Linked DNA regions of Mus musculus: all the other regions are linked to region 7. The links are chromatin loops, found by intact Hi-C in ENCODE. Cell type or tissue: heart. All regions are shown on one strand.

Region 1 (4,000 bases), 570 kb after region 7:
TCAATCCCCATGGTCCACGTGGTAGGTGAGAAGAGTCCTCAAGTCAACTTCCAACCTGTACATATGTGCTTTGGCATGCCCGCAGCAACATGTGCCCTGCCGCAACATGCACAACTGAAGAAAACAGAAAGGACAGATCTGCTTACTGTGTGTTTCTTTTGTATTGTATTATATAAGACACTTCGTACAATATTGAAAGGAGTCAACAGAGAGGGCACAGACTTGCCTTGTCCTTAATCTTATATGGAAGCCACCTTAACATCAAGTGCCATGCTGGCTGTTGTCTTCTGTAGATGTTATAAAGTTGAAAAGCTCTCCTCCATTTCTACTTTTCTCTTTTTTATCATTAGGACTGAGTGTTGTAGAAAGGCACTTATAGAATGTTACTTTAAATCAATCTAGGAACATCTAGGTAACAAGATGAGAGATCTTGTTATATCTATAACAAGGTATTATTTAGGTGGCTGTTCACAATAACCACCTACAATAATCAAAACACTAGCATAGCACAATAGAGCAGGCAGTAGGCTGAGGCAGGAACCCCCAAATCCTGACAAATGAAAGCCTCAAGTTTTAATCACAAACACACTAGCCCTTTTATTTATTTTCATTTTAAGGAATTTTTAGATAGGGTCATTTTCTTTACAGCTGTTTATTGTGCATGAGTGTGCACACGCATGTGTGCCACTGAGCACGTGTGAAGGTTAGAGGACAATTTGTAGCATTTGGGTCTTTCCCTCTACCATATAGGTGGGGAGTGAACTCAAGTTGTCCGGCTTGGCAGCGTTGCCTTTAGCTGGTCGGCCATTTCAACAGCCCTCGTTGGCTTTTTAAAAGCCAGTTTTCGATAACTGACTGCAGTCTTCAGAAAATACTTAAAAACTAAAGTGTAATTTGGTCATATACAATAGGCATTAACTCAGAGGCAGATAACATGTAAACAAATGAGTGGTGCTTCCTTACAAAAAGATGGAAATAAATCATCAGTTATAAGAGACCTTACTTTATAAAATCCTAAACAATTTTTTTCTTAGCTTCTCTTGCACTCATTTGTTAGACTGTTGGCCTAGTATGCCTAAGGCCCTCTGCTCCAGCACTTCAACCAAGATGCGGCACACCAGCCTATAATCCCTGCACTTTGTTTCTGGACAACCTGAGTTACAGCGTTCTGCTTCTCCCCAACCATCCCCCAATCTCAACCCGCAGAAACCACACAGACCTTCAAAACCATACACCCCATCTGGATGGAAGGCCTAGAGAGTCATGACCTCCAATTATTAACTTCATATTGTTTGACAGGTAACTTAATAAGAAAGATATCTGCAGAGTGATGCCACTGGCCTTGTAATCCCAGCACTTCCGAGGGGGAAGCAAGAGGACAGTAAATCCAAGGTCATTCTTGGCTACAAGAGTGAACACAAAGCCAGTCTGGGACACATGGCACATCGTTTTAAAACAACCCATACCCCTTGAGTGGCTTTAGGTTTAAAGTAACGTTTTAAAGGCGCATGCTCCCCAACATCTACTAGCGATTTAAAAAACAAAACCAAAAAACCCAGAAGACACTGTTAGTTCACTGCTAGAATTAGCGTTCTTTCCTAGCTAACTCCTCCGGAGGGTAGCCATTCGTGGACACAGGAGTCAACAAAGCTAAGAAAATACACCCACCAACATGTAAGAAAATGGAAGCTACAGCACGAAGCCGAGACTAGAAAAGCCTTTTCTGACTTTAACGCACCCGCAAACTCACAGACCACAAAATAAACCGTTTAGTTGAAAGCTAACGTCCAAGCCCTATTAGGCAGCCTCAGGACCTCTTCCCTGTTCGCCCCGCCCCTTCCCCTTAGCCCCTCCCAGATCCAGCATGCACCGCGTCGACCTTTTCTTTCCGAGTGACCCCCACTTTACGGCGTCTCCCAATGACAAGAGGCGCAGAGCATTGTGGTCCCGCGGGTCCGAGAGAGAGAAAGGGGAGGGAGGCCGGAAAGAGAAAGCAAAAGACCAGCGCGAGCCGGCAGGGCGGGTCCCTGCGCGTGCGCGTGGGTAGCAGCAGGCCCGGAAAAGGCGTGGCCCACCCTACGGAGAGCACATTGGGGCGGGGCCTCGACACATTGGCGCGGAGTCCCGGAGGCAGGCGGGGAGGGGGCGGGCTCAGGGCGCGGGCGGAGGAGGAAGTGTCATGGCGTCGGGCCGTGGAGCTTCTTCTCGCTGGTTCTTTACTCGGGAACAGCTGGAGAACACGCCGAGCCGCCGCTGCGGAGTGGAAGCGGATGAAGAGCTGTCGCATCGCCAGCAGGCGGCCAACCTCATCCAGGACATGGGGCAACGTCTCAATGTGTATCCTTTTTCTAGTTGCGGCCCTGCGTCCCACACGCCCTGGTCGCGCTCGCCGGGTGACCGGGCCTAGTGTCCCGGGAACATGGCGCCGCTCCCTTTGCCGTCTTTTGATCTCGGGAAAGACACAGAGAAAGCTAGGGCCCGAGCTGCCGTGGCGAGCCGGAGAAAGAGGAGATGTGCCGGGGAAGGCGGGCCGGGAGCCCGCGTTGTATAACCTGTGTTTGGGAGCGCGTGATGCGGGAGGGAATAGCAGTGCTTCCCTGGCGAGAGAGGAGGAATCCGGGATGAGCAAAGCCAAGGGGCGGCCCCTTCCACTTTCGGAAGTCAGAAAAGGCCTTGAGACGTAGAGAGGTCGCAGATGTTCCACGGAAAGTGTTTTCCGAGGCTTCCGTGCCGGCTCCAGGGCGGCTCTGTTGCGCCGGGGGAACGCACGTAGATGTTTCATGTTCTTTGGGTGTGTGGCGCGCGCCTTTCGACTACTTTATTTCTACTGTACTAAGCTGTAACCTAATTGCAAATAATTCCTGGGCTCTCCCTACGTAGCGTATTAGAATAATTTGGCATCCAGACTGATTTCTCTTCTCCCCGCAGACTTTCTGCATACTTTCAGGTTGAGGATTGGATTTGAGTAAATGGAAAGGGGATTTTTCCATTCAAATTGATTTAGTTTTTGGAAACATTTTGCTTAGATTATTTTCTAAACGTTGCATCCCAGCTCTCAGCTTACAATAAACACTGCGATTGTTTATATGCACAGGTTTTATATGCACCATTCCTTCACCAAATTCAACAGAAATGTAAGTACTGTTTTATTGTTTTAGACGCCGAATGTTAAAATGAGTAGATAATGCGAAAACAAGTTAGTTGATCGTTGTTTTTACTTATAAATTGAGCGTTCTACGTTTACTATAAATGTGAGTTATGCAATAAACGTTTTGCCTCGTGCAGAGGAGTGTGTGTGAGAGAGAATTTTATTAATTAAGCTGTAAAGCACAGTGTTAGCCTTTTGTTGTTGGATTTGTTGGGGAGGGGGGTGTTGTTTTGTTTTGAGACAGGGTCTCACTTGTAAGTCTGGCTGTCCTGGACCTAAATATGTAGACCAGGCTGGCCTTGAACTCAAAAGAGATATCTACTACCTCTGACTCCCCAGTGCTTGGGATTAAGTAATGTGCCACCAAGCCTGGCGGAGAAACAAACAAAATGTTTCTTAACTCAAAAAGCGATAGTGTTTTGCTCATGTAAAATTTGCAGTTGGGGTGATTTATATTAGAATAATTTAAGTACTCAAAACAGAATAGTTTGTTTGGGCAAGTGTAGTCCTTGGGAAGGATACATTTAATTGTGTAGGGTTCTTTGTTTCAAATGGTATGAATTGAGTCTTGCTTTGAAGTAATACTTTAATTTCTCTTTATAATTTGCCTTTTATTAGAATTTTTATAGTGTTATTCTGAAAGGCACATGTAGGACTAGGCCATGTAAGGACTTAATGTTCTTTGTGGATAGTTTGTGGAGTTTAGGCTCCCAATTGCTAAGGAAACAGTTTTAGAAAAGTTTCTTACATTTTTTGCTTTTGAAATGGCAGAAATGTTATAGTTTAGATTAATTCCTGCTTTAAATTCAGTTGATCTTAAGTCTAACCTGGTTTATCAAATTTGCAAGTTGT
Region 2 (4,000 bases), 140 kb after region 7:
AGTGTGCACCACCACACCTTTTTGTGCAGTGGTAAGCACCTATCCGGAGCTTCTCACAGGCCAGACAAGCACAGTAGCAGCTGTGATGGATCCTCAGCACTAGAGGTGGTCTCCCTGCTATGGGGCCTGAAGCTTCAGCATTGGGTTACACTTCATAACAGAGACAGGATTTGGGCATGATGAAATTAGGCTTGTTTGTTTTGATCAGAAGATGACAGCCATCGCTTGCTCTAATTTGTCTTAATGAGGTACGTGCAGACAGTGATGACGTGGGCTCACATATGGTGTCGGTTCCGCAGACGGTTCAGTCCCCGACACATCTGCTTTCTCCCACGTGCTCCCTTGTCTTTTGCTGTTTTCTTCTTCACCTGTTTGTGTTTGACGCCTATTTCCACAGACGCATTCCGGACCTCGAGGCTTAAAAATAGAGAAGCCACTCTGGAGGCTTTAGCTATTCTCGTGGGAATGAGGAGATATGATGGGTGGGGTTTTGAGAGGTTTTCTGTTTGGCTGTGCTCTTGACTTTGCACACCCACGATTCCCTCAATCAGGTTATCCCCAGGAGGATCAGATGCTAGCTGCTGGTTGTTTTATAGTGGTGCTGGCAGTGTAACTCTGGGCCTCAGACACAAGGCAAGTGCTCTACCACTAATCTGTAACCTCAGCTACTTTGTAGGGTGTGTGTGTGTGTGTGTGTGTGTGTGTGTGTGTTACCAACTGATCCGTTTCCCCAGCCCCTTGTCCTGTGTTTCTTAATTCTCAGTCCTTAGATGCTTTTTCCTTTGCCTGAAAGAACCCTTTGGATCCCTGTGGCTTTTAGCCTTATGATGGCCTTCAAACTCTGCAGCCACCTGGGGGTGGGAATGCCTTCTTGGACTCTCTCTTCATCCATGCGTAAAGGGACATACATACAGTTCCTACACCTCCTGTCCCGTCAAACTCAGGCAGACCCAAAACAGTGCTTGACCCTTCCCTGTGTCCCCTTCCCTGTCTTCTCATTGCACGTGAGGAGGGGACTGCCTACTGGGAGTATTTTGTTCTCAAGGGAAGACAGTCATTAACCTGTCTAAACTCTATGCTAATAGAACCTTCTGGGTAATTGCTTTCATTAACAATGGTTAAGGCAAGCATTACAAGTTATAGCAAGATTTTCAGAGAACAAAGTAAACATTTAAAACTTCATTTCAGGGTACAGTTAGGCTGGGGCAGTGAAAAGATTAGTATGTGCCGGGTCTGATCTTATCTGTCACCCAAGTGAGGCACTTGGCTGAAGTTGTCCTCATTTCTCTTCAGTGGCTTTCTGAAGCCTAGCTCTGGGGAGACAGATGTGTGTTCCAGAAGATAGGGGCAAGGTCGATTTTCTTCTTACATTTCTGTCAGAACCGAGTGACATGGTGACAGAGATTAACTGCCTTCCCTGTCCTACCGAGGAATGCTGTGAGGATTAAGAAGGTGGCCTCTGGCTTGCAGCTCTGCCGTGCCAGGAGGACAGTTGTTTCTTTAGGGCACAGGGCCATTAGCAGCAGCTGAGTTGGCTAAGAATGCCCACTGCCCGCGTGTGCCAGGGCCAAGCTGTGCTCAGGGCTCCTGAGCTGTCATCCAGGACACCTGGGAATTCACTGAGCTGTGATTTTCATGCCCGCAGGCTCCAAGTGTCCAGAACAAGCCAAGTTCCTGCTTATGTGTGTAAGTGAATTACTGGGTTGTGTTTTCAAGTGGAAGCTCGGACAAAAACCTGTTTTCCCTGTCAGGAAGAGGGATGCAATTGGACTGTTCAAATGTTAGAAATTATAGCTGAGCCACAAGATGTAATAGAAAATTGCCGTTCTCCTCCAACCCAGGGACTGACTGAGTTGGATCATCTGCTGGATACTCTATGTCCTGCCAGGCCCTTCCTTCTTCAGGCTGGAGAGAGGGAGATGAGTAAACCCACTGTATAGATACATAAATGTGCAGTTGGTCCAGCAGCGACAGAAGGGGGTGGTGGTGTTAGTTGGGTGTTAAAGAAGACCCCCTCAAGAAGAGACATTGGGCCAACACCTCTGAAAGGGAGAAGGGAACCCAAGGACTATCTAGAGAAGGTTCCAGAGAGAAGAACCGGCCTTCTGGAAGCTCCAGGCCACATTCTGGTGGGGTGTATTTAAGACACACAGGTATGACATCTACTGTGGGAAGTAAGTTATTAGCCAAACTGAAAATGGAAATGGGTACGGATGCTAATCTTCACTGTCCGACTGACCGGCTTGGACACACACCTCTGGACGTGTGCCTAAGGATGTTTCCAGAAAGATGTAGCTGAGGTATGTATGAAGGTCCCGTCTGAGTATGGATGGCACCACTTCATAACTGGAGTCTAGGACTGAATAACAAGGCAAAGCGAGCCGAGCACCAATGTCCATCTCTCTGCTTCCTGACTGGGAGAAAGGGGACCAGCTGCCCCATGCTCTTGTCGCTGTGATTTTTATGTCACTAGGCTCTGCTTGCTCAGTCCCTGAGCCAAAGCCAACCTTCCTTCCTCAGTTTTCTTTAGTCAGGTATTTTATAACATTAAAAACCATGTCTAATACAGGCATCATTTTCTAAACTGTATCATCTCCCACTTATATTTTGTTGGCTGACGCAGGGCACCTGTGGGCGTGGTTTTGTTCACTAGGTGGCTCTGACGAGTGAGGGTGCAGTGTGTGCAGCAATGTGAGTCCAAGTCTCTGAGTGGGATCCGAAATAGCCGGCAGGAAGACTCGGGCCAAGTCATTTTAGAAAGCACCCGTCTCAGCTCTACCATCTGCCCAGATACTAGCAGAACCATGACCCTGGGGGACAGAGATTTGCACACATGGCTGCCCTGGCCTACATTAGGATTTCTGGAAAAGTTACTTGATCTTTGTTTCTTCTTCTATAACTAGACTTTCGTGGCATTTTAGAAGGCAATGAGATTGAGACATTCGAACATTTCCCTCAAATCAAGGAAGCAAGACTTTCCAAGGTCTTTAGTGTATACTTCTAGCCTTATCTGAACAGTGATGGGGTGTGAAGTTTTAATTGAATGTATAGCCATGCCTATTTGAGGGTTTATTGCCTGTGGCTGCATTTGTGCTACAGAACCAGAATTGAGTAGTTACAAAGGGAACTATATTGTTCACCATGCCAAAATGTTTATTCTCCAGCTCTTCCCAGAAAAAAGCCAGCCGCCCCCTGGTTTGCATGAACAGTACTACTTCAGATGCCTGTGTTGTCTCTGATATCACGTGTACCACCCACCACAGTTGTGGGATGTTAATAAATTGATTTAAAGGAATAATTTTATTTTGGAGAGCTTAATATCCTTAAGCACAAATTATCTTAAAATACTTTACTAATTCCTCTAAGCGGATGTGTAGAACATTTATCTTGTATTCCCAGACAAGGTGGGAAAGGATGCATAATCTGCCCCGTGTAGAGGAAGCATAGGCTAGGACTCCAGGCTCATTTAGGATATCCTGGGTCTTGTGATGTCTACAGATGCTAAGACAGTTGGGTACTTTCTTAAATATCATCTTGTTATTGATATTTAAGGTCACCTGGGGGACATCTGATGATGAAAAAGCTTAAGGCTCAGGAACAGAAAGTTGGACAAGTCTGAACACTTTGATGGCTTGGATATAATCTTAAGTGTCAGATGTTGGGGCTGGGTATGCAGCTCAGTAGGTAGGATACGTGCCTTGCGTGCACCAAGCTGCTAGGTTCCATCCCCAGCACTGTATAAACTGGCCATGGTGGGGCACCCCTGTGATCCCAGCTCTCAGGAGATGGAGGGAGAAGGACCAGAGGCTCAGGGCCACCCTTGTCTGTATAGTGAGCTTGAAGCCATCCTGACACAACTGGGACCCTTCCTCCAAAACAAAACCTCCTCAAATGTACAGGACGCTGGCTTTGGTAAGCTTGGATATTTTGGATTATTTTACCAGTGAACAAATACCCTTTGGTTTTCCTATTAGGCAACATAGATGCCCTTGAACTTTCA
Region 3 (4,000 bases), 54 kb after region 7:
CAGAAGTTACAGCCTGTCCACCACCACAGGAGACAGACATAGCCAGAAGTCACAGCCTGTCCACCACCAGAGGAGACAGACACAGTCAGAAGTCACAGTCTGTCTACCACCACAGGAGACAGACATAGTCAGAAGTCACAGCCTGTCTACCTCCAGAGGAGACAGACACAGCCAGAAGTCACAGCCTGTCCACCACCACAGGAGATAGACATAGCCAGAAGTCACAGCCTGTCCACCACCACAGGAGACAGACATAGCCAGAAGTCACAGCCTGTCCACCACCACAGGAGATAGACATAGCCAGAAGTCACAGCCTGTCTACCACCACAGGAGACAGATATAGCTAGAAGTCACAGCCTGTCCACCACCACAGGACACAGAAAAGCTTTTGAATTCTGTCCCCTTCACTGTGTATCCTTGGGCAAGTCCTTTTGCTTCTCTGTGCTTTACTCCTTCCATTTGTGAGGCCTGGGTAGCATCCCTCCATTGAAATTGCTGTGACGATTTTATATAAAGAATGTTCTGTACCTATCTCTCAGACAAGATGTTGATATTTCTGCTCTCCAGTTAAAAATATCATGAAAAAAAAAAGCAACTTAGGAAGGGCTTATTTTGGCTCACAGTTTGAAGGTACAGTCCATCAAGGTACAGCAGCAAGAATCTGAGGCAGATGGTGACATTTTATCCATACCCAGGGAGCAAAATGCTGTTGTTCAATTCACTCTCTTCTATTTATTCAGTTCAGGCTCCTAGCCTAGGGAATGGTGCTGCCCATTGTGGGTAAGTCTTTGCACCTCCACTAACCTAACCAGTATAGTCCCCCACAGACACACCCAAAGGCCCATCTTTCTTTTAACTCTAAATCTCATCACATTGATAATTGAGTTTAAGTTCCACAACTGTTTCCCAATATTTTAGCTCTTTCTACTAAGAGGGGAAAGATTTCTGTTCACAAATGGGTGGCCGTAACCTTTCACAAATGAAAGCAGTGTTCTTGAACCTGGGTATTACACCAGTGTGCAGCATCTATATACTGACTGAATGTGGAGAGAGGTGCTCTTATTGCTGCTGAAATACTGAGTTTAATCTAGCATCCCCTGGAAACTCTCACAGAGCCCATTAACCAAAAGGACTTGTCTCTAACAAATGCCTGCTGTGGTGGGATTCTGAGTCATTTACACTTCAGACTGTTGTACTACAAATCCAGAGTTGCCAAGAACACCTGTGTATGCATATGTTTAAGTGTGTGTGGGCTCGTGCACACTGTGGTGTGGTTGTGGAGGTCAAGAGGACAATCCTGGGAGCCAGTCTTCATCTCTGAACCAACCATCTTTGAGACAGAGTCTCTTGTTCTCCACTTCGTAGGCCAGGCTAGCTAGCCCCCACTTCTGGGGGATTCCCCCTCACTTTGCCTGGCATCTTAGGGCATTTTAGGGCAGTAAGAGTATTGCTGTGTCCAACTTCAAGTGGGTTCTAGGGACTTGAGTAATTTTGAGATAAAACATTTGACGCACTGAAACATCTCCCCAGCTTGCTTACTATTAATTTAATCATAAAGAATCTTAAATCAAGTCAATCAAGAGACACATAGGTTAAAGTCTTGGAGGGTTTCAAACTCAGTTCCTCTGCTTTGCTCTTGTGGAATTAAGGAGCATTGCTTTCTGGTCTTATCACAGGTTCTCCCACCGGATGCGCCATCCGGATGCACCATCAAACACAGTGTCCAGAGTCTTTCCTGGGGCACCGTTAACGTGGCCTGTTGCAACTTACAGCTTCCTATCCCCACTGTTCCCTGACTCATGATCCTGTTCTCATGGTCACGTGGCTGTTCTTTCTGGCGGCCAGCCCCTACTTGAGTCATGTGACCCTTTAATACACTTATATCTGTGATCCAAGGAGCTCATGAGTCACAAAGACTCCTTTTAGTCAGGAAGTTCTAAGGGCTGGAGTCTGCCCCACCCCGGGAAGCAGAGACAAAGTCCAGGAATATGCTTAATGTATAGGAGGCATATGCAGGGTAAGAAGGTGGCTGGCACGATGCTTCCTACTTCTCTCTGGTCTTGGTGCTGTTGTTCTAACTCAGGGTCCACTATTTACTTGATTGGCCTAAGTGGCTCTAGCTTTTCTTTAGAATATTGATTCTCAATCTTCCTAAGGCTGTGACCCCCTTATTATAATTCCTTAAGTTGTGGTGACACCGACCATCAAATGATTTTTGTTGCTACTTCATAACTGTAATTTTGCCACTATTAAGAATAAAATGTGAATATGTGATATGCAGATGGTCATAGGGGATCCCTGTGAAAGAGTCGTTCAACCGCCAAAGTGGTCGGAACCCACAGGTTGAGAACCACTGCTTTAGAATAACTTGGTTTAGTTGTATAGTAAGTAAGTCAGTCACAGGAATTTTATAGTGACCTCGTAGCATATGGGTTACAGAGAGCCCCTGAGCTTGCTTATTTCACAGATGTGGTTTAGTGACTTTCTTGGATACTCTTGTGCATACAGGAAACTGTGGGAAGTCCATCTCTCTGGCTGCTAGAAGGTCCTCTTCCTAGGAAGGTCATGGAAACATGGGAGGACACTGGGTGTGGCTTTGGGATAAGCAGACATACCCATGGAATTTAGATCTGCCAGGAGTACTCTCATTTGCATGACCCTGTCTTGTATTTTGCTTGGCCTGCCCTGATTTGCATGGCAGAAATGGTACAACTGGAAATGAAGCTGCACAGTGGCTTCTGCTAACCTCCCTGAACTGTGCTTGGTTAATCTGGAAGGCCCTCCTTCCCATAGCATGAATTACACGCCAGGAGACTGCAAGCAGAGAAACTCTTGTAAAAGTCCTTCTCCCAGATAGAGCCCCGCCATGTCCATTGCCCCGCACTGCAGGCTTACTCTGATCACTGTTTAGCCCACTGCCCTCCTGTTGCCCACTCAATAAACGATGATTCTTCCTCGTCTGTTCTAGAGGGTGAATTCTTTCACCGCCTGCTGATTCTCTTCCCCACAATATCAGTGCTGGCTACCAAGTACGCTGCATTTTCTGCACCTTGTTTTTCTGTCCCGACAAGATCTGAGGTCAGGGGATTCTGCAGCCTGGAACCTCACACCAGCAGCAGTCCTTCTGGAATGTTCATTCTAGTGTGATTTGGCTTCTGGATTAAGCATTGTTGTTACCTTCCATCTTGTTACGTGGATGTTTGTGGTTGTACAGGTGCACGTGTGTATGTGAGTATGTGCACGTGTGCGCATGTGCGTGTGGAAGCCAGAGAACAGTGTTGATTCTCCTTCTTGAGACCCTGTCTACTTTCTTTTGGGGGAAAAGTTCTCTCATTGGCCTGCAGTCTGCATTTCCAGCACTGGGTTTACAAGCCTAGATCATTGTGTTCAGCTAGCTGGGTTTTTTGGGGTTTTTGTTTGTTTTAAATTTTGCTTCTGGAAATCAAACGCAGGGACTTATGCCTATGGAACAAGTGTTCTTACCCAGGAACAGCATCTCCCCCGAGTATAGTGTCTCATCTGTTTAACCATGTTACTGAGGCTGAATAATATATTCCACTGTATGCTCCCTGGCTTTTGTCTCTTCATTTGTGGATGGACACTGGTTACTGCCACCTTTGGGGGTTAGTGCCTAGTGCTGCTATGGATATTAGTTTGTAAGTTTTTGTTTGTTTGTTTTGTTTTGAGACAGGGTCTCTCTATGTAGCCATGACTATCCTGGAACTCACTATACATTAGACCGAGCTTACCTTACAGAGATCCTCCTGCTGCTGCCTCCCATGTGCTAAGGTGGCAGTTACGGACCACCACACCCAGTTGGATGCAAGTAGCTTTTTAAGTCTCTATTTTCAGTTATTTGGGATTATCTACCCAGAAGTAGGTTTCAAAACTTAAAATTAATTTCTTTTCTATTTATTATCGTGTGTGTTGTGGGTAGAGATGTGCATGCCACTGTGCACACACACAAGTCAAAAGACAACCAGAAGAACTCAGTTCTCTC
Region 4 (4,000 bases), 260 kb after region 7:
AGGTGTGTGAAAGACTGTCTGTGGGCAGAAGCTTCTGAGTGGAGATGCTGAGTTCTCTCTACCTAGGCTGCGCTTATTCAACTCTTAGAGATGCTATGCGACCTTCATACATGTGCTCCATTGTGCTGTCACAGGTAATGAGTACATAGGAACTAAGGGAAAATTGCTTACTGACAGCTGATAGAAAACTGTTATTTCAGTGTTTCAAGGACATACGTCAGTGCATGTCACCTTAACTAGTGTGACAAGAAAACTCATTGCTAAGAAATGGTGTGGCGTTTGCTTAAGAGTCCTTGACAGATGGTGATTGAGGCTTGGGGAGCTGTTGCAAAGTGTTTAGTGCTGCATGTATGTATGCATATGTGTGTGTGTGTTCGCATATATGAAAGCAGCTACATGAATGCCACACTGTGCATGTGAACATCAGACAAAAACTTCAGGTCTTCATTCTCCTCCCCAATCTTGTTTGAAATGGGGTGGCTACTGTTCACCATTGCGTATGCCCAACAAGCTAGCCTTCAGGCTCCAAAGGATTCTCCCATCACACTGTAGGAGCCTGGGATTGCACATACATGCTCCTGCATCCAGCTCTGTCGGGCTCTGGGGATCTGAGTTCAGGTTGCTGATGCTTGCACAGCAAGCACTTCTTTGCCCACTGTGCTGTCTCCCCAGCCCCCTCAAGTGTTTATGTGTACTGAGATACTCTGGGCCAGGAGGGCCTAGGAGTTGGTGCAAATTATTATTCAGATATAATTAAACTTAGGTCACATTTGAGTTCATCAAGCAATAGCCGCTCATCCTTTATTTAGTAGATTCAGATTGGTTGATCTAAAAGGAGATCACATGGCCCACCAGGATTCTCTGTTGGAATGGCTAAGGCATGTGCTGCTCCCATCTCTCCCAGGGTTGTTTATGACAGTGTAGGGTTAAGGAGGCTATCAGCACTCCTTGGCAGACACAATGCTCAGAGGTGGAGAAACACTCTGGGCTCCAGCATCTCTCCTTAAACCTGCCAAGACCCTGCCTGTCTTGCCTAGCACCTTCTTCTTAGAGTCGAAAAGAGCCAGAGTGCCTGATGCAGTCCTGTGTCCGCAGCTGTTAGGGTCAGGTCTGGGCCCTGGCAGCCCTAACATGCACGGCAGGCTCAGCCATGTTTCCTCAATGGGTCAACAAAAGAGGTCAATGGCAGTGAAGAGCAAAGAGAGTTACATTGTAGCCACACTGGGGAGAGAAACAAAGAAAGAGGTCTAGTGCCTCCCAAGTTCATCTTTGGAGTTCTGACACAGCGAGGACAAGCAGTGTTCCCACCACTACCACCCCTGCCAGGCCAGCACCAGACAACTCTTCTCCCAGTGTGAGACTCAGGGGAAATCCCAGTTCCGTGGGGCTCCTGGTTTCTATGTCTGGTTGCCAAAGGGAGGGGCACTAATGTCTCTTTATCTCTAAAATATCTTCATTCCAGCCTGAATGGCTACATTACTTGGTGGAAATGACCTGGGTCTTTCTGAACACGAGAGAGCAAGGAACCTCAGCATTTGCCACCCTACCTCACACCCACCAGGCACGAGACACCCATGTCCCCTTGTCACTTGGTGTGTTTAAGACTTGGCTTCTGCGTGTGGGCATAGAGAGCCAGGATTGGACCCTGCCTGGTGACTGCCACTCACAGCACACTGTCCCCTGTACCTGGTATGCACAGAGACTTGCATTTTGTGCACCTTACAGACCCTTGCCTGAGCATCCCTTTGTCCCAGCAGCTTCGGGCCACTGTGGGCTTTCTAAGGACCGTTAGCTTGTTTCTGCTGCCATCTACCGTCCATCTAGGGAAACTTGAGGTTTTGCTAGCTTGGGAGGGAAACTGGGAAATTGCAGTTTGAAACCTCTGCTCCCACAGAAGAAAAAGCAAAACCAGCCAGCTAGTGGTGTCCCCAGTGAGAACGCTATCATAAAACCCATGTTTACTGACCTCCCAAGGTCGAAAGCAGTTTCATTTGAACTGTAATCAAACCGCCAAGTGACCTTTCTGTTCCTGGCCCCCAGAGTCCCTGAAAGAGCCTGTTGTTCCCTGCTTGAGTGAAGAAACCTTCTGTTTAGTTAAGCAAGTGTTTTTCTAGTTATGTCGCCTGCTGAGTGACAGAAAGAGGATTGTTGGGTCCTGGGTTTTATTGTTGGTTTTGATTTACACTCTTGCCCTCCCTGCCCCTCAGTCCCTGACATTTTTTTTTTCACATCAGAAAAGGAGATGGGAACAAGGCAAGTTCCTTTGCAGGCCCTTGCACATGTTATTCTGCATATCCTGGTATACGCCCCTTCTCTTTGTCGCAAGTCACCCACCTGGAGATCTAAGACCCCTGCAAAACATCAGAGGCAGCCACAGAAACAGACCGCAGGAGCTGAGAGGCAGTCTGACTGGTATCTCCATGTGATGTCTTTTCCTGTCTTACAGCTGTTCGTTGGGCTCGGATTCCCTTATGAAGGCCCAGCTCCCCTGGAGGCCATCGCGAATGGATGTGCTTTCCTGAACCCCAAGTTCAACCCTCCCAAAAGCAGCAAAAACACAGACTTCTTCATTGGCAAGCCAACACTGAGAGAGGTGAGTATCTCTTTTATGCTTCTGGGTTTGTGTGTGCATATGGTCCTCCTGTGTGTGCATGCATGCACACATGAAGGTATGCACACGTGTACAGACATGCATGTGGAGGCCAGAGGTTGAAGTGAGTGTGGGGTCTTCCTCCCTCCATCTCCACTTTATCCACTAAGCCAGGGTCTTTCCCTGAACTCAGAGCTCACTGATTTGACCACTCCGGCTCTCCAGCTTGCTCTGGGATGTCATGCCCACCCTGCATCTTTGGCGTGTGTGGAGGAGTTCCACACAGGTTCTCATGCTCACACAGAGAGCTCCTGTCCTTTGAGCAAAGCCTCCAACTCCCACCCTAACTCTGCTTCTCATGATCCTGGGTGTCCTGGTCTAATCCCATCTAACAGCTAGAATGAGTGAGGAGGCCACGGGGAGTGCTTGCTCGCCTCTCCACTGTACCTGGTGAAGAGCGAAGGAACTGTGTCCAGTGATTACTTGGAGAACATCAGCCTCAGAGTTAGAGACGTGGCTTAGTCAATAGTAAAGCACTCGCCATACACACTAGTTCCCTAGAACTCAGTAAGAGGCTAGGCATGATTGCAGACTCTTAAAATTCCAAAACTGAGGAGGCAGAGACAGGTGGATCCCTGGGAGTCTAGTTTTCTTTGTGAGTTCCAAGCTGATGAGAGACATTGTCTCAAAAACACAATTAGATGTGCCTGAACAACACCCAAGGTTGACCTAGTCACTGTAGGGGTATGTACACACACACACATACAGAGAGAGAGAGGGTGGGGGGAGAGGGAGAGAGAGAGAGAGAGAGAGAGAGAGAGAGAGAGAGAGAGAGAGAGAGAGAGAAGAAGGAGGAGGAGGAGGAGGAGGAGGAGGAGAAGGAAAAGGAGGAGAAGGAGAAGAAGGAGAAGAGAAGAAAGAGGAGAGAGGGAGGAGAGAGGGAAGAGAGAGGAGAGAGGAGAACATCAGACCCCAGAGACAAGACATCATAAATGATGAAAGCTGTGCCTGAGTCTTTAGCCCACCCTCAGCCCACCGTGCTGACAGCCTGTCCCCTCACGGCCAGAGCCTGTCACAGGAGCCTTGTTCCACTTGCCTTTGCAGATGCTCTTGAAACCTGCGGTGGGTGATGAGTCACCCTGGAGCAGTGCTGGGATTCATTTGGGGCGATAAGCATAAGTCATTTACAGCTCAGTGTGGGTGATGAGTGTGGCAAAGGCGAGGAGGATTCTGTGTCTGAACAGACACAGGTGTGTGCAAGATACCATGAGATTGGCTTCCTTGTTATGTCTGGGTACTTAGTGACTCTCCTGGCTGCTCATGCATGGGACATTAAAGCAGGATCCCTCGGGGCCTTTGCCTGGGAAATCACAGCGTTGGAAACGCCTAGTGTGACACAGCAGCGCCTTC
Region 5 (4,000 bases), 190 kb before region 7:
GGATGCTGTCCACAGCCAGGTCCAAAAAGAGCCAGGCAATTCTGCAGCAGGCTCTTCTCTGAAGAGCTTGGGCCAAGCTGCTATATTCTAGTCCTGGGATCATTTACCTGAACAATTTCAAATCACAAATTAATTCATTCCCAGGGCTGGGGAGATGACTCAGCAGGTAAGAGCCCTTGCTGTATATGCACGAGGACCCGAGTTTGAACCTCTTGTATCCACATGAAAAGCCAGGCTTGGTCACATGCCTGCCTGTGACCCTGCATTGGGGATGGAGACAGGAGGATAGCGGGGGCTTCCTGTCTGTATTAGTTACAGTTTTATTGCTGTGAAGAGACACTAAGACCAAGGCAACTCTTATAAGAGAAAACACTTAATTGGATCTGGCTTACAGTTTCAGAGGTTCAGTCCACTATCATCATGGCAGGAAGCATGGCAGCATGCAGGCAGACATGGTGCTGGAGAAGGAGTTGAGAGCTCTCTACTCCTTGATCCACTGGCAGCAGAAGGGGACTGTCTTCTGCAGGCAGCCAAAAGGAGGCTCTGATTCTACAGTGGGCAGAGCTTAAGCATAGGAAACCTCAAAGCCCACCCTCATAATGACACACTTCCTCCAACAAGACCACACCTACTCCAACAAGGAGTAGTGCCACTCCCTGTGGGCCAAGAATTCAAACACATGTGTCTATGGGGGCCAAACCTGTTCAAACCACCACACTGGCTATCAGCCTATTCCAGATTCAATAAGAGACAAGGTAGGACATGATAAAACAGGACATCTAATGTCCTTTTGTAGCCAGCACATGTGTACACACACACACATATATACCTTTAATGCAGTTTCTCATGTTGTGGTGACCCCCCCCCAACCATAAAATCATTTTCATTGCTACTTCATACCTGTAATCTTTCTACTGTTATGAGTCATACCATAAATATCTGATATTTCTGATGGTCCTAGGAAACACCTGCGAAAGGGTTGCTCAATGCCCAGGCTGAGAACCATTGCTCCCCATTCTTTTCCTTGCATACTCTTTAATACTTCAGTCACAGTACAGCTACCCCAAAGTCTTCTGTAAGTCTGCCCTTCTGTCATAGCGTTCTGATCTGGTTTTGCTCTTTGCTCTCCACTCAGCATTAACTGCTTAATCCGACCCTGGCTTCCCAGTAGTAATTCCCATGGTTCCCACACATGCATATTCAACTGCAGTCAAGTTCAGTGATTAGCGAATGGGGAAAGGAGATTAGCAATAAATCAAAGTCTTAAGGAAACCATTTGTAGCTTATAAGAAGAATGCCCCCATATGCACTGTATTTCAAACGATATTTACATCTGCTCTTGTAGTACAGGACATGAAGTGTAGCCGGATCAAATGCCATTGATCTGGGAAAGACAATAGAAACATAGTGACTCTCAGTGGGCATGTGTCTCTGTAGTGCGGTGTTCTACTTTCACATCTGTTGCTATGATAAAATACCTTGGATAAAAAGCAGTTTAATGAAAAGGGGCTTATTTTAGTTCACAATTCCTGGTTACAAAACATCCCTTCGGGGACATCAAAGCAGCAGGAACTTGAAGCAGCCAGTTACATCACACTCATAGTCAAGAACAGAGAGCAATAAATCAATGCATGACTGTGCTCAGGTCACGTTCTCCAGTTCATTGACCTACATACACATACACACAATAATAATAATAATAACAATAATAATTAATAATAATAATTCAATAAGAGAATTTGCATTGCTCAATGTCAGATTCTCTAGTACCTATTTTGACTCTAGAGCTCATTAATCCACAAAGCATAGGAAATGTATAAAAATTTGCTACCCATTGCATTCACTGGCAAGGACTGCTATAACAAAATGCCACAGACAAGCTGAGGAAACAACGGAAAAGTATTTCCTCGATGTTTTGAATGCTGGGAATCCAGGAGTTAAGTTTCTAGCAGTTTTCACTCTGACTCTTCCTCCAGCCTGTAGATGGCAGTCTCCTCCCTGGAACCTGTGTTCTCACTCTTCTTACAGAGGTAACTTGTCTTGTTGCTCTACTTGACAAAATCAGTTTAAGGTGGGAAAGGTTTATTTGGTCTGGCAGTTTGAGGGCACAGTGCATCTTGGTGGAGAAGGCATGGCGGCAGGATCGTGAGGCAGCTGCTCACACTCTATCTGCACTCCGGAAGAAGAAGGCGGAGGGGAAAGTGACCAGGCCCACATTCAGTGATCTGCTTCCCCCAGCAAAGCACTGCCTCCTGAAGATTCTACCACCTTCCCACATGGTGCTACCAGCTGGGAACAAGGATTTGAACATGTGATCACAGGACATTTCACATTCAAACCACGACATAGGAAAACCGAATGCATGAGATTAGAGGTTATAACAACGACTTGATTTGACTTCGTTGTCCCCCATAAGGACTTCAGCTCCAAATAGTCTCATTCTAAGAGACTCAGTGTTAGGATTTCAGGGCTAGAGATGTGGCTCACTTGGAAAAGTGCTTGCCTAGGACACACAAAGACCTGAGTTTGATCCCCAGCACTACATTAACCAGGCATGCTAGCATACATCTATAACTATAACTAAAACATACATCTGTAACTACAGCACTGGTCAGAAGGAGGCAGGAGGTCAAGGTCATTCTCAGCTACACCAGAAGTTCAAAGCCAGCCTAGGCTAAATGACCCCCACCCCACACTGTGTGGATGTGTGTGTGTGTGTGTGTGTGTGTGTGAGAGAGAGAGAGAGAGAGAGAGAGAGAGAGAGAGAGAGATTGATATGAATGGGAAGGATACAATTCATTCCCTAATGTCCCCCTTTGTATATGAGGCTACAAACCCAGAAAAACTCAACGTATCAGTACTACATTGTATGGTCCAGGCAGGACTCGAACACAGATCTATATGACTCGCAAGTTTCTATATTCAATTGCTATATAATGAGCAGCAGTTAACCCCATTCTCTCTGTCCATTTCTCTTCTATCACAAGATACCCCCTCAAAAGACCTGATTTCCTTAATTGATAACTTCTACTTTTACCTTGTGACCAAGAGCTTGTCTGTAGCTCTGAATAAACCAGTTTGCTCACTTGAAGTTCAGATCTAGGCTAGAACTCATGGCACTAGCTGAAACCTAACCTGCTGATTTAAACATCTGTGGCAGATAATGCCAGTTCCATACCCTCCCTAGCTTGGCATTTCTGTTGCAAGGCATGGCCTACCAGGTCCTAAGGTTAATACAAGGAGACTTCCCAACAATACCCATTCTGTTAATTAACCCCAAAAGTTTACACAGGCCAGATCATCAACTTCCTGTCAACACTTGGCTCTTAAATCTAACCTAAGTCTAACAGGTGTTCTAACAAACCACGGCACAATCCACACTGCATGTTACAGCAGACTTAATTGCTCCAAATTCTGGGAGTGCCCCAACTATTTACTCTGAATAGCTAGCTGCCTTTCACTACTTTGTCTCTTGATAACATTCAATGCCATTGACCATTGACAGAATTGAAGGGGCGGTGGGAGCCATGACAGTCAACTTTGCCACAAGACTGCTTTCTTTCCCTAGAACCAACAGCATTCTGGGAATGATAGGAACTCTACCAGGGACAGGCTGAAGAGATGGTTCAGGGATTACATGCACACACTGCCCTTTCAGAGAACCCGTATCCCAAGCACCTTTATCAGGTGGCACACAGGTGCCTGTGACTCCTGCTCCAGTGCATTACTGATGCCATCTTCTGGATGCCATAGGCACCTGAACTCATCTGTGCACATAATTACCACAACACACACACACACACACACACACACACACACACATGATTTTTAGAAATAAATACTTCAAAAGGCAACATAGCAACGAAATGAGTCACGTGTATGTCTCCTTTACTCCCTTCTTTCTTTTTCTTTTTTGTCCACCTAATAATTTGAATTTAAAAATGTCTCAGAATGGGACAGGATTTTACCCAAAATCTAGAGAGGTGGTACTGTGGGCAAT
Region 6 (4,000 bases), 210 kb after region 7:
ATATCAGGGTGGTTTTTGTAGAACTCCCATGTGTTTCTCTTCTTGGATGGACTGATTCCAGAAAGTGCCATGGTCCCTGAGTCTCATTTATAGTGCAATTTTACTGATTTCCTTTGAAATGCAAATATTTGTCCTCATGCCCTTCCAACCACAGCTGATGCCTGTGTTCTCAACATAAGGCAAAGCCAAAAGGAAACTTGGATTGAGGTTAGAGCCAGATGAAAAGTCAGTTTGTAGAAACTGTGTATGTGCAGGTGCCAGCAGAGGCCAGAGGCATGGATTCTCCCTGGTCTAGAGTTACAGGTGACTGTGAGCCGCCACACATGGGAACCACGCTTGGATCTTCTGCAGGAGCAGCAAGTGCTCTTAACCACTGAGCCTTTTCTCCTACAGCCAAGAAGGTCATGTTTTGTAGTATCAGCCAGGCCTATGGCTTCGGATTCTTCATAAGCAGAGGGAAGAATGCTCGTGTTGAGAGTGGGGTTCTTGCCACAGATGCTAGGATGCAAACAGCTGCTGGGCAGCTCCTTGTAGTCTGCCACAGGGAGCCTAGGGTCAGTTAGAATCACCTGCCTCTGGGTATGTGTTGAGCAAGGGGTTCTTGTGCCTTCATGTTTAAGAAACCCAGGGTCTGGTGACAAGTTGTGCTACTTAGACTTAGAGACATAGAAGGGTCAGACATGTGTTCTGGCGGTTGTGTATGTAAGTGTGTGAAGTCCTCAGCCACCAGCATGCAAGCTGCTGTTCCGCAAGTTGAGGGCTGCTTCTAGATGTAATGTGTTTTTCACACAATCTCAAATTTGATTTAGTACCAAACTACGGTTGCACCACGGCACAGTAAGAATAGACAGGGGTGTGGCTTAGTTACTACTATGTTTGCCTAGCAGGTAGGGAAGCTCTGGAGTCCATCACCAGGAACACATAAGTTGTAGTGGTGACTGCCTCGGTTCTAGCAATGGAGAGATGGATACAGGAGGAGGACAAGTTCAAGGTCATCCTTGGCTGTATAGTGAGTGGCCTATATAGGGGGCCATAGGAGACCTTACTCCAAAAGGGAAAAAAAATAGACTTTTTCCTCCCTCTCTCACCATCCAAGCTAAATGCTAAAAGAATCTTTGACACACAAAAAAATTACACATGTGTAATTTTTCTTCTTTTGTGATTTTTAATCATCTTGCTTTTATTATGTTTTAGATAATATATCATATAATAAGACCCACAAAATACTTTAGTCATTGTGTTGTAAGTGCCCGTGTAGGGACATGGACAAACTGCGTCGTCACAGGACAAATATCCCAAGAGTGGAGTGTTAGTCACTCCACCGTTTCCTGAAAATACACGTTTAAAGCTATCATCTTAAAGTCTAGAGCCCCAGAGTGACAAAAGAAAGGGTGCTTAGCATGCACTGGCTCTCTTCCCAGGACCCTGTTCTTTCCAGTTCTAGTGCCCTCCCCTCTGCGCTCCTCAAAAAGGAGGGAAAGTAAGCAAAACTAGCCGAAAAACAGCTAGCAGCCAGCCCTTGCTTTGTCTCTCATTAGCCATTGCATTTATTTAGTAATTTCCTCTTCAGCTAACTGTAGCCATGGCTCTTGCCTCTGGGCATGTGTTCAAAAACACAGAAATAGAATAAGAGATTGGCCTGACTGAGCACAGCTCCCCAGTCAGAGCCCTTGTTAGTCCCTCTTCCTGTGGCCCACCTTAGCCACACCCCCACCCCACCCCTCACCCCCACCCCTGCCTTAGAGATGAGCTAGTGTAGCCAGCTTATCTCCACAGAGTGCATTTGCAGCACCACCTCTCTAACTCTTCATAAGGATGAGAACAGAGCTGGGGTGTCTCTTTCTGAGCAGGTCAGCTCTGATGGGTTGAAAAGGTCTCTGCAGGCTGGGAATTGGCTCCCTCAGTAGTAAAATATATCCTCAGCCCCACATGAAAACGCCTGGTGTGGCTGCACTCACTCACCGTCCCAGCCTTTGGGAGGTGGAGATGGGTAGATTAATGGAGCTCACTGGCCAGACCTAGCGAAGCAGCAGCACAAGTTCAGTGATGGACACTGTGTTGGGGTGAGGGGTGGGGCAGGTGGAGCTAAAAATACAGCTCAGTGCTTAAAAGCACATGCTGCTCTTTGAGTTTCCAGCACCCATGTCAGGCAAGCCGCAGCTTCCTACAGCCCCATTTCTTGGGGGTCTGATGCCCTCTTCTGGCCTCATGCAGGCACACACCTATACAGATAAAGTAAATGTTTTGGAAAATCGATAAGGTGGAAATTGATTGGGAAAGACACCTGAACTCTGGCTCCCACATGCATATAGTGACACTTGTGTGTAAATCCCACCCCTCCATCACACACACACACACACACACACACACACAGAGAGAGAGAGAGAGAGAGAGAGAGAGAGAGAGAGAACGAACGAACTTCTGGGCTGACTCTGTTAATGGCAAAGCATTCCTTAGCTCTTAGAAACCCAGAGCAAAGCAAAAGAGAAGTTTGCTTAAGCTTTAACTCCGTGTAAGCACCCGAAGGTGAATGGTCATGACTGAAGTTTCAGAATGTGGTTTGCACTGAATGGCCAGTCTCAATTACTGGGGGAGTTCGCTTCTCTGTTATTTATGCTGGTTTTCTTTGAGTCAGACTAAACAAGGGTTGCTTCCTTTCTTATCAGCCATGTATGACCTTCACTGAGCCATCACCCGACATGCTGAAATTTATCTGAACAAGATAGGTAGAGTTGATGAGGGTTGCTATTTTAATCAAGAGAGAATTGTCTTCTGATCAGATAGCTCCCTCCTGGTAAAACATACTTGAAAATCATACAGGGCTGGGGCAATAACTCTACTTGTTAAAATGATAGCCACAGGAAAATCTGAATTCAATTCCCAGAACCCACATAGAAAGCTAGGCATGAGGACACACGCTTGAAACCCAGCAGAGAGAGGAAGCTCGCTAAGATCACTGCCAGGCAGGCTAAATGGTCAGTGAACTTAGTAAGGACCCTAGTGGGGGATCCTGTCTCAAAACAAAGTAGACAGCACATGGAGAATGGCACCTGAGGTGTCCTCTGACCTCCACACACATGCACACATAGACATAACAACACACACACAATATTTCAAAACCTATAGTCCCAAAATACAAATGTTCTTGGCTCCTCTGGTATAGCTTCCCACTTGGGTATATGATGAAGTTGTAGAACCCATAGGTAGGGTGGACCAGAGGAAAAAATCCTTTTTTTTTCCTTCTAGAATAGTCTGCCCTATTCACATCCCAGCTTTGAAGAAATTGGCTTTTATTTTAAAGAGGTTTATACTCCAGAGACCCTCGCTTTTTGTTTGGTCTTTGGTCCACACATCTGTCCAATATAAATCCAAATGGCAGTCATGGCTGGCTGTTGGTTAAAGGTGCTTAAGGAGACTTATTCTTGTTGCTGGGTGGTGGTGGCTCACGCCTTTAATCCTAGCACTCTGGAAGCAGAGGCAGGCAGATCACTGTGAGTTCAAGGCCAGCCTGGTCTACAGAGCAAGTTCTAGGACAGCCAGGGCTACATAGTGAAACCTTGTACTGAGATGCAGTGTGTGGCTGTTGTGTAAACAACCTAGTCTGCACTCACCAAGCCAAGATGGCTAGGGTGTCATCAAGCCATGAACCTCAAGGGACAGCTGTTGTTTATACGATCTTTATTTGACTATTACTGTGTAGTCCATGACTGTACATCTCGTGTGTGTGTGTGTGTGTGTGTGTGTGTGTGTGTGTGTGTGTGTGTAAGCCGAAGGTTAATGTTTGTTATTTTCAGTCACTTCTTAGTTTTTTTTTTCTCTCCCTCTCCCTCTCCCTCCCTTCCTCCCCCCACCCCCATCTACCTATCTATTATCTATTTTGAGGCAGGGTCCCTCAGTGAACCTTTGAGTTTATCTTTTTCTACTAGCCTGGATGGCCAGAGAGTTCCTGGGATCCACCTGACTCCCCACCAACGCTAGGATTACAGATGCATACCGCCAC
Region 7 (4,000 bases):
GAGTCGACTATGTGGACAAAGCCTGTTTACTGTGTTGATAACTGAGCAATCATCTACCATATGGTACCTGGAACAAATATACAGGCAGACATGGAACAATATAATTTAAAATGACTTGGCAACAGGCACTGGTAATGACACGGAAAAAAAAATCGGAAGACATTTGATACCTGTAGCACTCTGTTCTCTCAGAGTAACAACCACTGAGCTCACTGAGGCAGCTGTGACTCCTAACAAGAGACCCTTGAGAGCAGGCCTTTTGACTGTTGAGGATCTCTCATAGAAAGAGGAGGTGAAGGGGGAGGGGTCACTGGACCCTCATTTGAGGTTCCTATCACCCTCTTCTGAATCTTCCAACAGGATGTATTGGTGTGTATATGTGTAGTGTGCCAACTGGTTTTTATTGTCAACTTGATGATACATCCTAAGAGTAGGGAACCTCAACTGAGGAATTGCCTGGACTGGGTTGGACGTTGTCACATACTTGAGAGATTGTCTTGATTAATGAATGATATGGGAAGGCCAAACCCACAGCGGGGCAGCACCAACCCTGGGTAACATGGGCCTATGATCAAGCCAGAGAGCTCGGCAGCAAGCAGTGTTCCTCCATGGTCTTGAGTTCCTACCCTGACTTCCCTCTGTAATGATTTGCAACCTGGAAGTATAAGCCAAATGAGCTCTTTCCTACAAAGCTGTATTTGCTCATGGCATTAGTCATAGCAATAAGAGGAAACTAGAATTCTGCCCCAATTGCACAGGGCCCTGTGGTCTTGGGAGACACCAGGGTATATAGATTAGATTCACCGAAGGGTTAATATACGCAGACTAGATAACTTCGAGGAAGTCACCGTCCAGGCTGGGGTGTGGCTGATTTGAGATCAACTTTTTTTATTGGTTCTGGGGATGAACTAGCCACCACTAGTTCATTTTGCCACCACTGTCCTCTCTGCAAGGAAGAGTCCCTTTTGCAATTATTCAGATAGTATATTCAGTCCCTTGGTATGTACATGTTCCTGTGGAGGTCAGAGGTCAACCTTAGGTGTTATTTCATAGATGCCCACTTTATTTATTGAGGCAGGTTCACTTACTTTTACCTGGAACCCTCCAAGTTGGCTATGCTTGCTGGCCAGCAAGCTACAGGGATCCATCTGTCTCCTGGGCCCCAGTGCTGGGATTACAAGCATGCTCCACAAAGCCTGGTTCTTTACATATGGGTTCTAGGGATGGAATTCAGGTCTTCCTGATCACACAAGCAAGCACTCTACTGACTGAAGCATCTCCCCAGCTCCAGTAAATTAATGCTTTTACTCTATCGAAAGAACAATTGAAGTAATATTAATTTCTCCCTAAGAACATGCAATATATTTATGTAAATGAAAAGAATAGATAAGAGAGATTATGCATATGTGTACATATGAATTTACTATTTTACTTATATCATATTTTATTTCTTTATATATGTATGTGCTTTGGGTTAAAGAATCTGAAATAACTATATAGAATATCCTCTATAAAGTTTAAGTGATGAATGTCTTTCAGACAACCAGGTTGGTACAGTTAGGAACGGTCTGGTCCATGGGACTTGGCTTTCTAAAGAATCTATTATGATTATAATCTATAACCAGCACAGAAAGTCCTGGCCACCAGATGTCACCATTTTTCTTGAGACACTTTTTTTGGCTTGCAAGGAAGAATGCCTCAGAATATTCCTAGGGTTTCCAGAAAAGCTCATCCTGTGCACCCCAATTTCCTCGGTGTCCTTGGACCCCACTTGGACTGTCTCTGACACCTGGAAGCTCTTCTGATCCAGAAGTAGCCCAGCCTCTTCCTCCAGGTGGATGTTAAAGAAGGGCTGATTTCATTTGTGTACATTCCCAGGGTGCTCCAAGCAGGAGACAACACCACAGGTGTGTTCTATGAAGGACCTGGGTGTCAAGAGCTCTTACTCACTGGCTGTGTAGCCGAGAGGGCTACTTCACAAAACGCAGAAGAGGAACTAAATTGTTTCTAGTGTTAAAAAAAAAAATCCAAAATTCTATAATCCCCAGGTTTAAAATAATTCTGCCGGGGATGTGGAGGGGGGCAAGTTAGGGTGAAATTAGCCTAAGAACGGAGCTGTGAAACAAGGTTGAAGAAATTCTGCAGGATAAACCCTTCTACTGTAACTGGATATAGCGATGGCTCACAGGAGCAGAACTTCCTGTCATTTACACCCCGGGTAATCCATCAGTCCACCCTCCTTCCATTCCAGACAACACTTAACCAGGATCTATAATGCTCCGTGATGTAAATGCACGGCCAGCTCCCTGGAGGGTGGCCGATTGAATATTGCTTGCTAGTCAGTGTTTCATTGTGGTGCCCTCAGGGCAGGAGATGTGTTTTATTTCTGTTTGAATTTACAAGAGTACGGTGTTAAGCTGTCCAGGCTGCTCATAAAACGCAGACTGAGCAGAGAAAAAGAAGCACATTAGAAAAATTGTGTGCCTACTGTGTACCAGTCACTGCCAAACCCTTTACAAATATTTCATTACATTTTCACAATAATGTCATGGAGCAGCCGTTATTGCCCTCATTAATAGAGCCGCTAAGAGGATCCGGATAAATGACTTGCTCAGGGTCACCAAAGCCAAGGGTGTGATGCTTGTAATTCCTGTACTCAGGAGATGGAGGCAAGAAGATCCAGAGTTCGAGGGTATGCTCTGTTAAAAGCAAGTTCATCGAGGCCAGTCTGGGTTAGGTAAGACTGCACCACCCCCCCCCCCCCCCATCACAAAATAAACAAATACAAATCTGTTCAGTTAAAAAAAAAAAGACACGGGACAGAAATTCCTACTGTTTTTGCCAATCTACTCTATAAAGTATAAAAATGGAGCTCAGGGCGTTTGTTAAAAGTTGGCAAGACCCCCTAAACAGTTGAGCCCGCCATCTCCTCCCCACTGGTTTCACTCCTGAAAGGTCCCTGTCCTGAGGAGGCCCAGAGACCATCACTCTGGAGAATGCACTGTATGTAACAGTAATTGTACCCTGCCCCTGACCTTGCTAGAGTATTATTTACTCAGCTCCCTCGGTCTAGCTCTCTGCCTGTTTCTCCTTGGGCTGCGGAATGGAGCGGCTTCAAGTCCTCCTGTACAGGGTCTAGAGTTTGCAGACGATCCCCGAGAAGCCGAGGCGTTCCGAATTGGCTGAGCGCTCTGCCGGGGTGGGCGGGGAATTTGCGGAACGTCCGTGGCCCGGAATCCCTTTGCCTTGGAGAGCGGCGCGAGCCTAGAAGCTGAGAGAAGTTGGGTAGGTCGATCCGGGAAGGGTAGCAGAAACCTCGAAAAGATCTCCTAACCATTCTGTCCTGATCGTTTGGACTCAGGAGGAACGTCCCTGCTTGCGTCTAGGGGCGGAAGGTGGACGCGCTGCGCACGGCCCCGACAGGGCTGGTAGTTTTCAGACCGTCCCTGCCGAGGCCCGCTCGCCCGGCAGCCCTGCGGCTCCCGCGGTGGCGGCGGCGGCCCCAGGCTCGATCTAGCCCAGGTAGCCGCATCTCAGTCTCAGGGGGCGCTCTGACCCCGCTCCTGGCTGTGCCTGGGACCTCTGTTCCTGGAGCAAGGCTGCTGGAGAGTGAACCCGACTGCTACTGATGGTGCTTCTGCTGCTCCCCTACTAGCAGGTAAGAGCTGCTGCAGGGTCGAGCGATCGATTCAGAAGCTCGCCATCCCCCTTCGGGGAGATGCACGGACTGTGGATCGCGGGGGGACGCGTGGGGGATGTTAGGGGAGATGAGGCAGCCCTTATCCGGCCCAACGCTGACACCGGGGGCTGCGTGGGTGGATGTTCTGGCCGTGTTTGATTTGGGACGGGGGTGGGAACCCCAGAGTACAACCGAGGGACCCGCTTGGAGGGTCCACCACCTGCTCAGAGGCATCCCCTCTCATGGGACCCCGAAGATCTTCTCTAGCCTCTGAGGCTTTTAGGCTTCCAAGGAACTGTCCAGAAGGGGCTCGGGTGGCGT

What was found. Hi-C counts contacts between places; a loop is a spot of excess contacts. Peaks named below come from ENCODE experiments on the same cell type or tissue, not always from the same donor. Only the 100,000 strongest peaks of a DNase experiment are listed, where the experiment ranks them.
Region 1: it touches region 7 in a loop (2.4-fold over the local background); 6 of 42 quality-filtered maps call a loop at or near these places.
Region 2: a loop joins it to region 7, with 2.1 times the contacts of the local background. A loop is called at or near these places in 4 of 42 quality-filtered maps.
Region 3: it touches region 7 in a loop (2.3-fold over the local background); 4 of 42 quality-filtered maps call a loop at or near these places.
Region 4: it touches region 7 in a loop (9-fold over the local background); 27 of 42 quality-filtered maps call a loop at or near these places.
Region 5: a loop joins it to region 7, with 4 times the contacts of the local background. A loop is called at or near these places in 11 of 42 quality-filtered maps.
Region 6: a loop joins it to region 7, with 10 times the contacts of the local background. A loop is called at or near these places in 15 of 42 quality-filtered maps.

The regions. Positions count from the first base shown.
Region 1 is chr1:127,772,049-127,776,048 of GRCm38, forward strand. It overlaps Ccnt2 (cyclin T2), which reads left to right and starts at 2,116. Exons shown (of 9, transcript NM_028399.1): 1 at 2,116-2,337; 2 at 3,053-3,134. The coding sequence starts at 2,180. 2900009J06Rik (RIKEN cDNA 2900009J06 gene) reads right to left here and starts at 2,006. Exons shown (of 2, transcript NR_045298.1): 1 at 1,880-2,006. In heart, a CTCF peak has its summit at 2,289; DNase peaks (open chromatin) are centred at 1,333 and 2,003; H3K4me3 peaks cover 3,367 bases; H3K27ac peaks cover 3,275 bases.
Region 2 is chr1:127,337,748-127,341,747 of GRCm38, forward strand. The region is part of intron 4 of Mgat5 (mannoside acetylglucosaminyltransferase 5); the gene reads left to right. Among named protein-coding and RNA genes, the nearest start is that of Gm23734, 35 kb to the right of the region's middle. In heart, no CTCF peak of the experiment used is centred here; a DNase peak (open chromatin) is centred at 1,544; H3K27ac peaks cover 502 bases.
Region 3 is chr1:127,255,371-127,259,370 of GRCm38, forward strand. All of the region lies in intron 2 of Mgat5 (mannoside acetylglucosaminyltransferase 5), which reads left to right. Among named protein-coding and RNA genes, the nearest start is that of Gm51747, 43 kb to the right of the region's middle. In heart, no CTCF peak of the experiment used is centred here; a DNase peak (open chromatin) is centred at 1,851.
Region 4 is chr1:127,457,390-127,461,389 of GRCm38, forward strand. It overlaps Mgat5 (mannoside acetylglucosaminyltransferase 5), which reads left to right. Exons shown (of 18, transcript NM_145128.3): 14 at 2,447-2,593. All of the region lies in intron 2 of Gm41947 (a long non-coding RNA gene), which reads right to left. Among named protein-coding and RNA genes, the nearest start is that of Gm41947, 20 kb to the right of the region's middle. In heart, a CTCF peak has its summit at 1,815 (motif pointing left); a DNase peak (open chromatin) is centred at 1,692; H3K27ac peaks cover 675 bases.
Region 5 is chr1:127,010,081-127,014,080 of GRCm38, forward strand. No RefSeq gene overlaps it. Among named protein-coding and RNA genes, the nearest start is that of Gm41945, 12 kb to the right of the region's middle. In heart, a CTCF peak has its summit at 1,973 (motif pointing right); no DNase peak of the experiment used is centred here.
Region 6 is chr1:127,407,608-127,411,607 of GRCm38, forward strand. The region is part of intron 11 of Mgat5 (mannoside acetylglucosaminyltransferase 5); the gene reads left to right. The region is part of intron 5 of Gm51746 (a long non-coding RNA gene); the gene reads right to left. Among named protein-coding and RNA genes, the nearest start is that of Gm51746, 28 kb to the right of the region's middle. In heart, a CTCF peak has its summit at 2,198 (motif pointing left); a DNase peak (open chromatin) is centred at 2,094; H3K27ac peaks cover 899 bases.
Region 7 is chr1:127,201,770-127,205,769 of GRCm38, forward strand. It overlaps Mgat5 (mannoside acetylglucosaminyltransferase 5), which reads left to right and starts at 3,217. Exons shown (of 18, transcript NM_145128.3): 1 at 3,217-3,658. In heart, CTCF peaks have their summits at 1,645 (motif pointing right) and 3,513; DNase peaks (open chromatin) are centred at 3,172 and 3,502; H3K4me3 peaks cover 1,374 bases; H3K27ac peaks cover 1,177 bases.